2 separate regions of the Homo sapiens genome follow, and region 1 is linked to region 2. A link is an interaction called in ENCODE POLR2A ChIA-PET data of the cell type or tissue named here. Cell type or tissue: OCI-LY7. All regions are shown on one strand. Each heading gives the region's core, and the rest is flanking DNA. Links, peaks and the distances in the headings are about the cores only. Region 1 overlaps LOC101928911 (a long non-coding RNA gene). Region 2 has its middle 130 kb from the start of SPACA1.

Region 1 (5,385 bases), core at 302-5,301, 120 kb after region 2:
CTATGTTCCATTGGCAGATTGCCCACCTACCAGGTTTTGCTTATCCTTCTGAACCCAGTGATATCTCTAAAGAATGTTAAAATTTCAATTAGGGATGACTTGATCTATCTCTTTATTAATATCCCTGTTCCTTCTCTTTTAACAAATTATTTTCAATTTTTTTCTAAGATATTTTCAATTGCACCTTTGAACAAGAGAAACATGCCCTGCCTCCATGAGAATTTCAGCTTTTCAGAAACTGAGTGTCTCAGTTAATATCTGTTTGGTTGACAATAAAAATCAACTTGAGCTAGCTTATTTGGAAGGAGGAACTTATTCTAAAATCACAGTGGTAATTCACAAAACCCATGAAGGCAGCCAAGCTTGAGAAAATGACCTGGAAAGCCCCTGGGAACCCAGACAGTGTTCCCTCTCTGTTCTTCCTTGTTTCTCTCAGTGCATCTGCTTCTTTCTTCTCTTTTCACACCATCTTTCTGTGAATGCTCTCCCACTGCTTGGGTTTTCACCATTTCAGTTCCAGCTGTAAAGAGCTACTAGCCATCACTGAATCCTAGCATCAAATTCCTGGGCATGAGAATCTAATTGGCTCACTTTAGGTTTACTCTGCTCCAACCAACGGTGACAGGGCCAAACATGTCCACCAAGGTCTGTCACTATGAGAAGCATTGTCATCCAAAATGTGTCTCCCATACCAGGAAAATGTGTACAGAGATTCCACAGCTACCTCCCACTGAGAAATGTATCTTTCAAAATGAAGTTATAGGATGGGCAGTGGCTCACACCTGTAATTCCAGCACTTTGGGAGTCCAAGGCAGGCGGATCACCTGAGGTCAGGAGTTTGAGACCAGCCTGAGCAACATGGCGAAACCCCCATCTCTACTAAAAATACAAAAATTAGTCAGGTGTGGTGGCGCATGCCCGTGATCCCAGGGAGGCTGAGGCAGGAGAATCACTTGAACCCAGGAGGCGAAGATTGCAGTGAGCTGAGATCACACCACTGCACTCCAGCCTGGGCAGCAGAGCGAGACTCTGTCTCAAAAAAAAAAAAAAAAAAAAAAAAAAAAAAGAAGAAGAAGAAAATAGGTTTGTCCACACATGAACCTAAAAATGAACCTAAAAGAGTTTTCCTCCAAGGGTCTCCAGAACACATTTTGAGAACTGTTACATTAAAAATTGCCTACCATCAGCATGTAAGAAAATACTTAAACAAAGCATCTTGATTTTATAGGAGTAACTTCTTTCTGCCTCCATATTAACTAACTCAACCAGTTTAGCTTGCTACATTAATCATATTATTTTGATTAATCTGATTAATCTATGAATCAATTGAATTTGATAAATTGGATTGATAAATAGTATATAGTAGTTATTGAAAAGCTTTGCAGAAGGATAGATCTGAAATGAATACTTGGCTCCTCCACAAATTAGCTACATGACCTCAGGCAAGTCCTTTAAGCATCAGTGTCAGCGTCCCCATTTTTCAATAGGCATAATAATGATACTTACTCACGGGGTATGAGGGTTTCATGGAACACTATAATAAAATGCTTAGCATAATGCCTGATATAGTGAGTGTTCAAAATGTCAGCTGTTTTTATTTTTTGTTACTTAGCATATCTGTGCTCACAGCCACTAAAGATGAATCTTTTCTTACGCTTGAAGAATTAGTCCTACAAGTAATGACTTATGTTTTGTATCCTAAGTGTCCCTACCCCACAGGAAAATGTGCTAAGTAACTACGCCACTAAGACAGTTACTGGGCACACAAGTGTTCTGGGTGCAGCTTGAGAAGGAAATCTCAGGTTACCCTGAGTCCATGTGGTGGTTTAGAAAGTGATTGGTCTCACTGAGAGGTTATGGAGAATGCCTTTAAATGTGTCTGGCTGGAAAAATTAAAATATATTTGGACCTAATTATAATAATATTAGATCTATTCCCAAACTTTTTTTTTTTTTTTTGAGAGACGGAGTCTTGCTCTGTCACCCAGACTAGAGTTCAGTGGTGCGATCTCAGTTCACTGCAACCTCCACCTCCCAGGTTCAGGTGATTCTCCTGCCTCAGCTTCCCAAGTAGCTGAGACTACAGGTGTGAGCCACCACGCCCAGCTCTTTTTGTATTTTTTAGTAGAGATGGGGTTTCACTATATGTTGGCCAGGCTGGTCTCGAATGCCTGACCTCAGGTGATTCGCCCGCCTTGGTCTCCCAAAGTGCTGGGATTACAGGCGTGAGCCATCGCACTTGGCCCATTCCCAAACTTTTATTTTGTTCCTTAAAGATTTGTTTCTTGAAGCCTTAAGTGAAATTTCCCTTTTGGTAAAAAAAAAAAAAAAAAAAAAAGCTTTCTAATTGGTTACTAATAAATCCAGTTCTATGCTATTAAATTTCATCTTTGTCTGTTCCAAATTGACAGAAAATGAGGAAATCATCAAGACATGGATTAAAATTTCTTGTGTAGCCCTGGAGGTCCCATCAATTCTCACATAAAATAAGAAGTATTCGAGAAAATGGAACCCTGACCACTGCTCTCTGGCTTACCTATGACTATCTTTACCCTCATTTCATATATTTTGCTGAGAATACAAAATACATAAGCTATTTAATTTTCTTTATCCAATGCCAGTATATTCTTATAAAATGAAACCAAAAAGCATTTCCTTAAAGCACATGCTGGGTGGCCACATATAACAAGTCTTTTATAAGAGGCAATATGTTTGCGTAAGTGAGAAGGCGGAAAGAGAAGACATCATCTTATGTGGCCACAGTAAGTTTTACACAGATCCTACTGCCTCTATATCCTGCCAAAGCTTGATCAAGCGTCTGAGTCCTAACAAGCCATGATAAAGAGCCAGGAAATAACCCAGGTATTTGGCAAGTTGTGATCACTCAATTTGAAGACTATTTTTTTCTTCAGTTATTTCTCACTCTAAAGCTCTTTCCCATAAGCTTCATAGGAAATATTTAAATTCCTCACGACTCTAAAATATTTAAAATAAACAACTAAAATCCAGTACCTTTGCTTAACTTTACTGAGAGAATGCAACAAAACATCAATCCAAAATTATATAAATCAGAACAACATTTTGAAAAAAATTGTAATCAGCAGCCTAACAAAGTACACACTGATAAGCCAATTAAAACGTTCATGTGTAGCTCAAATAATAAAATGTTTATTTATGATTTTTATCTTTTTCATAAAGGCAAAAGATTCACATTTTTGTTAGATGATTTTCACAATGGGAAGTCCACAACTTGTAGCTTCTCCTGGGTCAGTGATTTGGCAGGATATAGGTCTAGAGTTGGCCACAAATCTTTGTCACCCAAGCAAGTTTGGCCACAGTTAAAACACCAGGACTCTGCTCATTTTATATATTTTAAAATACAGAAAAAGTTGGGGACCCTTAGCACATCAGGATTCATTACTGAGCAGAACCATGAAGTATTTCAGCATCTTCTTTCCCTGCTTCCCAACGATAGCACTAACCCTAGTGTTCCATGAGGACCTAAATACTAATCAATCAAATGGAATGATAAATTGACCACAAGAAACATTACAGTTTCTACAGGATGGTGTTGTATAATGTGGAGAAAGAGAGAATGGGATTTTTTAAAAATTCTTAAACATTTTATTTCTGGTCTGCACCAAAAATAAAGACAAGGAGAATCCTTCCAAGATCATGTCATAAAGTAATGAAAATTCTCTATTTTTTCCACTCAACTCTACTCTTTTGCCACAGTTTCTACAAACTTTATAATCTACTTCAGCACCCACACTTTGAACAAATTAATATAAGGAGGATTCTGGAGGATGAAGTTTAGAAATGGGCAAAATAAGAAGAGTTTTCATTTTTCTGTGGAAATAGAAAAAATAACTAGAAAAAGTTTATTAAAATGTTTTAGTTATTTTTAAGCTTCTTGTCTGTAGAAACTATCCAATTTGCAAAGAAACATTATCCGTAGATCCTTGTAACTAGAACACATTTTTTACAATCATGATTTTAAAATAATTATGTTATCATTACTATGAACTATTTTTTGAACACTAGAAGTACTCCTGATGTATTTCTTATCAGTGGCTTTACCATATTATTTTAACAAAACAAATTTAAAAAGCAAGCCGTAAGATCACTGGACAAGATTAGATGATAAGTTTCCATTTCTAGAAATGGCAGAGTAGCTCATATTACACCAATCCTCCCAAAGTAACAATTATAAACCCTGGAAAACACACACACACACACACACACACACACACACACACAAATCTGAAGCCATTTGAGAGTGTCTAAAAGCAGGCAAAACTAGAGGTGGTCAATATTTAGAGAAGGATGGCCAGGCTCAATGTGCTTATAACCCCAGTGCATTGGAAGGCCAAGACACTAGGATGGCTTGAGGTCAGAATTTTGAGACCAGCCTGGGAAACGTAGAAAGACCCCATCTCTCCAAAAAATATATAAAAATAAAAATATTATCCAGGCATGGTGGCATGTACCTGTAGTCCTAGCTACTTGGGAGGCTGAGGCAGGAGGATCACTTGAGCCCAGGAGTTGAAGATTACATAGAGCTATGATCATGCCACTGTGCTTCCAGCCTGGGCAACAGGGTGAGACTCTGTCTGAAAAAAAAAACAAAAACAAAAAACAAACCAACAAACAAACAAAAAACCCACTGGATATTTGCCAATTTTTTCTATTTCTTTGTCTGAGAGTACTCCCAATTGGTCCCACCAAAAGGTGGCTAAAACTTGCACAGAAACCTTGCTAGCTAAGAAATCGGAAGACAAAATTCAAAGCAATAACAGCAGAGAAGTGAAAGGAGAAATAGTGGAAAGGAAATAGCCGCAGAAGGGAGACTCAAATTCTACATATAAACTCTGCCCAAATCTCTGGCCAGCCTCTAAAATATACATATGTTGGATAGATACCAAGAAATCTAGCTCGAGCTAAAAGAACTAAACAGATTTCAGTTGCCACACCACAGAGGAAAAGAATTTAGAAACTGAAATCAACTAGGTTAATTGCCTGCTAAAACACAAAATCAATACTCTTTAGAGTAACATAAGAGAATGCAGAGTCTCTATATCATTCACAATATGCACAACATGATCCAAAATTACAAGACATAAGAAAAAATGGGAAAATATGACTCATATACAAGAAAAATGACAATCAATGGAGACTCCTAAGATGATTTATATGTTGGAATTAAGAAACAAAAGTTTTAAAACAGCCATTATAATTACGCTCAAATATATAAAGGAAATATACTCATAACAAATGAGCAGAAAGAAAATCACAACAGAGAAATAGAAAAGAACCAAATGAAAATACTAGAATTACAAAATATAATATCTGCAATTTTAAAAACTCACTGATGGGCTTAACAATG
Region 2 (5,385 bases), core at 99-5,098:
TGATAATAGCAGTAAACACTAATCACAATCCAACTTGAGCCAACCTAGAAGCACAGCAGCATTAGTCAGAGTGATGGAACATATGGCTGTGTCCACATCTGCTCTGAGGCATCCAGATGGAAGAGGAGGTGGGCCAGGGGGCAGGGGTGAGTGAACAGTGGGGTAGGAAGGAGAGAGGAGGGAGCAGACAGGTGAAGGCTGACAGGGGAGTGGGGCAGGGACTAGGCTCCCAAATCAATCTCCACGATTGTGTGGTTAATGTGCAAACAGCACACAACAGCTGCTGGTGGCTCCCATCCGTGACAGTACAACTGTATGACAAATACTTCCTGTCACACTTAGAGAGCTGTGTCTTCTGCTTTTTGGTTAATGGACCTTTGACATGCCTACTCAAATCACTTCTTCATAGGCCTTACAAGTCTTTGTCACAAATATATGCTAATGTTTTTCTTCTCTGTGTGGCTGTTTCCTTTGAGCTATCACCAAGCATGGGTCCTATGCTACCCTGGTCCTCCCCATCTCTCCTCCACAGCCTCCCAGAAGCTGGCACACTCCTGACTTGTGCATCTCCCTACATAAAAGAACACTCACCTAACTGATAAAAGATGTAAATTCAAGCACAGTTCTTGCTTAAAGCAACATTTAACCCTCCCTGTGCCTTGGTTTCAGAACTGAAAAAGGAAAGTCATGACTGCAGCTTTTTTGTAAGACTAAATAAGATAGCATGTGGCAAAGAAGTAGATGCTAAGTATTAGCTGAATCTGAGTCCATACCTGCAGAAGACATGGGCTTGACTTACTCCAAACCTCTGGCTTTGATTATTTATAAACATGGGCAGGGTTAGCAAATGGGTTTTGCAATCTTCAGTGTTTTGCCAGTCACCCTTGTTGGCCTCCTGAGAACATGTTGAGGACCTTTTACAGTATTCTCACATTTGCACTGATTCTTTCATTCACTCAACATTTGCTGTCAACTCTGTGCCAACGCTGGGCTGAGCCCCAGGCATACAAAGATGATTGAGGCAAGATCCTGGCACTAAAGTATCTCACGGTCTAGTGCCCATCACCCATAGTAACAACCCCCCCCCCAAACACACACAGACACACACACCACCCAGCAGCAACACCAGCAGCAGCAAAAGTTCACATACCAGACCCTTACTATAGGCAATATACTCTGATACTTTATGTTCTATTTTACTTTTTAAATTGACTTCACCACCCACTAATGGGATGTTGACCCACAGTTTTAAAAGCTCCATTTTGGGGTTGGATATGTGTGCTAAGTTCTATTATCATTTACTAGATTGCTATGGGAATGCCAAAAAAAGAGCTCCCAGGCCTAAGAGAATCAGCAGACCTAACACTTAAGCTGGAAGGATAGTCAGGTGTGCATGGGGTATTTGGTGTTCTCAGAAGAGGAAACATCATGAACAGTGCATGGAGGAATGAAAGCATGGCTGTTCAGGGAATTTTTTTTTTTTTCTTAGATGGAGTTTTGCTCTTGTTGCCCAGGCTGGAGTGCAATGGCATGATCTTGGCTCACTGCAACCTCCCCTTCCCGGGTTCAAGGGATTCTCCTGTTTCAGCCTCCCAAGAAGCTGGAATTACAGGCGCATGCCACCATGCCTGGCTAATTTTTGTATTTTAGTAGAGACAGGGTTTCATCATATTGATCAGACTGGTCTCCAACTCCTGACCTCAGGTGATCTACCAACCTTGGCCTCCCAAAGTGCTGGGATTACAGGCGTGAGCCACCACACCTGGCCAACTGTTCACAGAATTCTAAGAAGTTTTGAATGGTTAGAACACAGGGAACTTTAGGGGAAATGGGGGAAATATGAGGCTTTAGAGATAAATAGAGATTTTTTGTTTAAAGCAAATATTACAGAGCCAATGACTGAATACTCGGGGAAAAGATTTTTACTGCCAAGCAGGAAACTCAATCCAGCACAGAGTCTAGGCTCTGGGAAAAGAGGTTTCAGGAGAAGAAGAAACAAGATAGGTTTTTTAAAGCCAAGAGACCACACCCTGTATTTAAAAAGCAAACTCTCTTGAGTATTGCTGATTGGTTGGAGGCATCTTGGTGTGTGGATTTGGTTAAGCACTGGGCTGGGTGGAGAGCTCTGCTGTGTACCAGAGCACCCACCTCAGGATTGTGGCACCCAGAGGTTGTTTTAGCAGAAGTCATGTCTGCACCACTGACAGCTGATCCAGCAGCCCAGTTGCCTCTGTCAGGAATCAGATCATGAAGAAATTTGTGGCCTGCTAGAGAGTTTGGGTGTTATCGGCCATGGAGGCCAGTGGAAGATTTAAAGTAAGAGGGTACCTAAAAATTGGTAGAAGCATCAATATCACAGCAGAGTAGCAGATAAGATTGGAAGGAAGAATTAACTGGAGGAACACAAACCAGAAAAGCAGCTAAGGTTAGTAGTTCAGGAGATGGTGATGGTGGGCTGAAAGAGAAAAGAGCTGATCAGGAAGAAAAGGAAAGGCTGGATTAGGAAATGGAAAGTTGGAGAATCAATATGATCTAGGGGCTGATTCAATGTAACAGGTGAGACAGAGGGAAAATCCACAATGATGCATCAGGTTACTAACTTGGGTGATGAGAAGATTGTGGAGACCCCCGAAGAGAAAATTTGGGGTGTTTGGGGAGAGAACGGGAGGATCAGGTCAGCACAAAAACAGTGCTAGAGTACCCAGACTTGTCTCCCATGTATTACCATGAGCAGAGAAATCTCCCATTTACAATGTTCATGAACCCAGGAATTATAGAGCTACCCTTCTCTTCCAGATGCCTAAGGAATCATCATTAGGATCAGGGCCAGGAGGAAGGGGAAGTGTCTGCCTGCTGGTGTGCATGGCGTGAAGGTCGTCTCTGCCATCCAGAAAGCAGACTTTCTCCCACAGACACCAGATACGGTGGGGACTCTTGGGGCTGCAGAGCAACTCCTCCCTCTAGTTGAGCATTGAGCTGGATGAAGAGAGGTAGAAGGATGCATTTGTCAGCTCTGGCTCCAGAAACACTTGCTGGCCATCTCCATCTGGAAACCCAAGTTTGCACTGCCCAGTCACTATTTCAGCTTCTCCTCAGACCTGAGGTTGGAAGAATGATATCTGTAGTGGGTTGAATTGTGTGTCCAAAAGGATATATCCAAGTCCTAATCTCTGGTACCTGTGAGTAAGACTTTATTTGAAAATAAGGTCTTTGCAAATATAATTAAGGTTAAGAGAGATGAGATCATCCTAGATTTAGTGGGAGTTCTAAACCCAATGATTGATGTCTTTGAAAGAGAAAGCAGAGGGACATTTGAGACACAGAGACGCGGGGAGAAGGTGGCCATGAGAAGATGGAGGCAGAGACTACAGTTACACAGGTGCAAGCCAAGGAACACCAGTGGTGGCCGGCACCCATGAGATGCTTGGAGAATGGCATGGAATGAATTCTCCCTCTGAGCCTCCAAAGAGAACCAACCCTGCTGAATTTGGACTTCTTGCCTCCAGAACTGTGAAAGAATAAGTTTCTGCTGTTTGAAACCCCCGTTTGTGGTAATTTGTTATAGTAGCCCTAGGAAACTGAGATAATATCCCATTTAATTGCTTTTATGGCACTTGGGTACAGGAAACCTAGTGACCATCTCAGAAGTAATCACTACTCTCTGGTGGCTTGCCTCTTCTCCCCCGCCTATTCCCCTCAGATAGACACCTTCTCAACCAGCTGTTTCCCATCTTTTCTTCATTCTTTCTCTAGAGCAGAAGCTGTTCTTCCCAGCTTAGATGCTGTTCTGAACTCAGGGTAACAGCCAATTAAGCAGGTCTTTACTGAAGTCTTGCAGTACACCAGATGCTAAAGGTGCCCAGTAGATCCCAAGTGTGACAAGGACCAGAAAAAGCACACTTTTCTCAGGCATTTAGTAAGAAAAGCCTTTCCCATTTTATGTTTTTTATTTCTACTACCCAGAGCAATATGACATTCCAGGGCAATCATTCTTACATTTCAGAAAACATCAAAAAATAGCTTATCCTTAAAACAAAGTTGGAGAGCTCATCCTATTCTAAGGCTTGGCCTGAGCCTGTAGATCAGAGAGGGTTCCATGATCTTAGGAAGTCACCCAGGACTTCTCATTTCCACTTGAACACCTAACACTATACCAAAGCAAGTATTTCCCCAGATTGCCCCAGTTCATGAACTGACCGTGTAGTGTGATGTAGAAATTGCAAATTTTGGTGAGCCCTGGAATTAAAATGTGTCTTCCTTTCTGGAAATTTAAAAAAAATAAATGAAAGGACTAGCCATATCCACATATGGTTCTGCCCTAGTCATTTAACCTCTGTTTGGCCCAGTTTGCTTATTTATGCATTAAGTGGAGATTGTGAAAGGACATCTTATGAATTAATTAATTAACAATTGAAAGGGGCTTTAAAAGTGCTATGCAAATGATAAGCATTATTGTAAGGCCCATGGGAACCTGAGACAAAGCAAGGAGCCAAACTCCAAATTGAGGATTATAACCAAGAAGCAAATGTCAGCACTTTGGAATGTGAAAGAATGATTAACATTGGTTACGATGATGTCGGTTTTTTCTAATCCAGATAGAGAGGTGAGAAACTGTTAAAATGTGGATTCAGTTTGAAAACCCATACGAGCCCAGATGCTCTGTAAGTGGTTACACTTCAGCAAACGCCTGCACATTAAAACATAATCAAAAGATCGAACCAAACTGGAACTGGAGAAGAAGCAGGTGCATAAAACAAATGCTGTCAGCATATGTGTGAGCACAAACAATTCATTGTGCCCACATAAGTCATATGATTGGCATTTGCAGATGTCTACATATATTTAGTTCAAATATTACAAAAATAAAACCTCTTGAACCCACCTAATTTTAATATTACACTCGTTAGAGAGATAAAACCTCTCTCAAACCATTAGCCCATGGAAGTTCTCCAGGCAAATCAGCTTAGTTTTCTGTTTTCTATTTCTCAGAAAATGGACTCTTGGCTTTACAGAGGCCTGAAGCAGCCATTGGTCCTTATAATTATAAACAAAATGTGGTAATTCATCTCTTTAAAAAAATTATTCAAATTAAGCTATTGAGATGTGGCTGTATTGTCTTCTAAAAGAATAAAAAGCTATCTTAATAATAACAACAATAAAAATGAAGAAACAGTTTACATTTTTTTCCAGTTTAAGCAACTTCTGGCTTCAGTAATTATAGAAGAATAGCTTTGCAGATTGAAAAAGCAGCTGTTAGTGTCCAGGCCTGACTTAACTTTTATTTTCCTGCCTGAATGGCACTTTAAAGCGTCCAGCATCCTGTGGTCTTTAGCTTACCAGGCAAAAGCAGAGCTTTCTAGACTGGCAGCTTCTCATTTCCAAATC

The links. Peaks named below come from ENCODE experiments on the same cell type or tissue, not always from the same donor. Only the 100,000 strongest peaks of a DNase experiment are listed, where the experiment ranks them.
Region 1: POLR2A ChIA-PET joins it to region 2 with 14 read pairs; 3 of 35 experiments call an interaction of 5 or more read pairs at or near these places.

The regions. Positions count from the first base shown.
Region 1 is chr6:87,801,340-87,806,724 of GRCh38, reverse strand. All of the region lies in intron 2 of LOC101928911 (a long non-coding RNA gene), which reads right to left. Among named protein-coding and RNA genes, the nearest start is that of AKIRIN2, 100 kb to the right of the region's middle. In OCI-LY7, for the core only: no CTCF peak of the experiment used is centred there; DNase peaks (open chromatin) are centred at 2,764 and 4,784; H3K4me3 peaks cover 2,132 bases; H3K27ac peaks cover 1,191 bases.
Region 2 is chr6:87,917,978-87,923,362 of GRCh38, reverse strand. No RefSeq gene overlaps it. Among named protein-coding and RNA genes, the nearest start is that of SPACA1, 130 kb to the left of the region's middle. In OCI-LY7, for the core only: no CTCF peak of the experiment used is centred there; DNase peaks (open chromatin) are centred at 292, 1,022, 2,092, 4,772 and 5 weaker places; H3K4me3 peaks cover 4,307 bases; H3K27ac peaks cover 5,000 bases.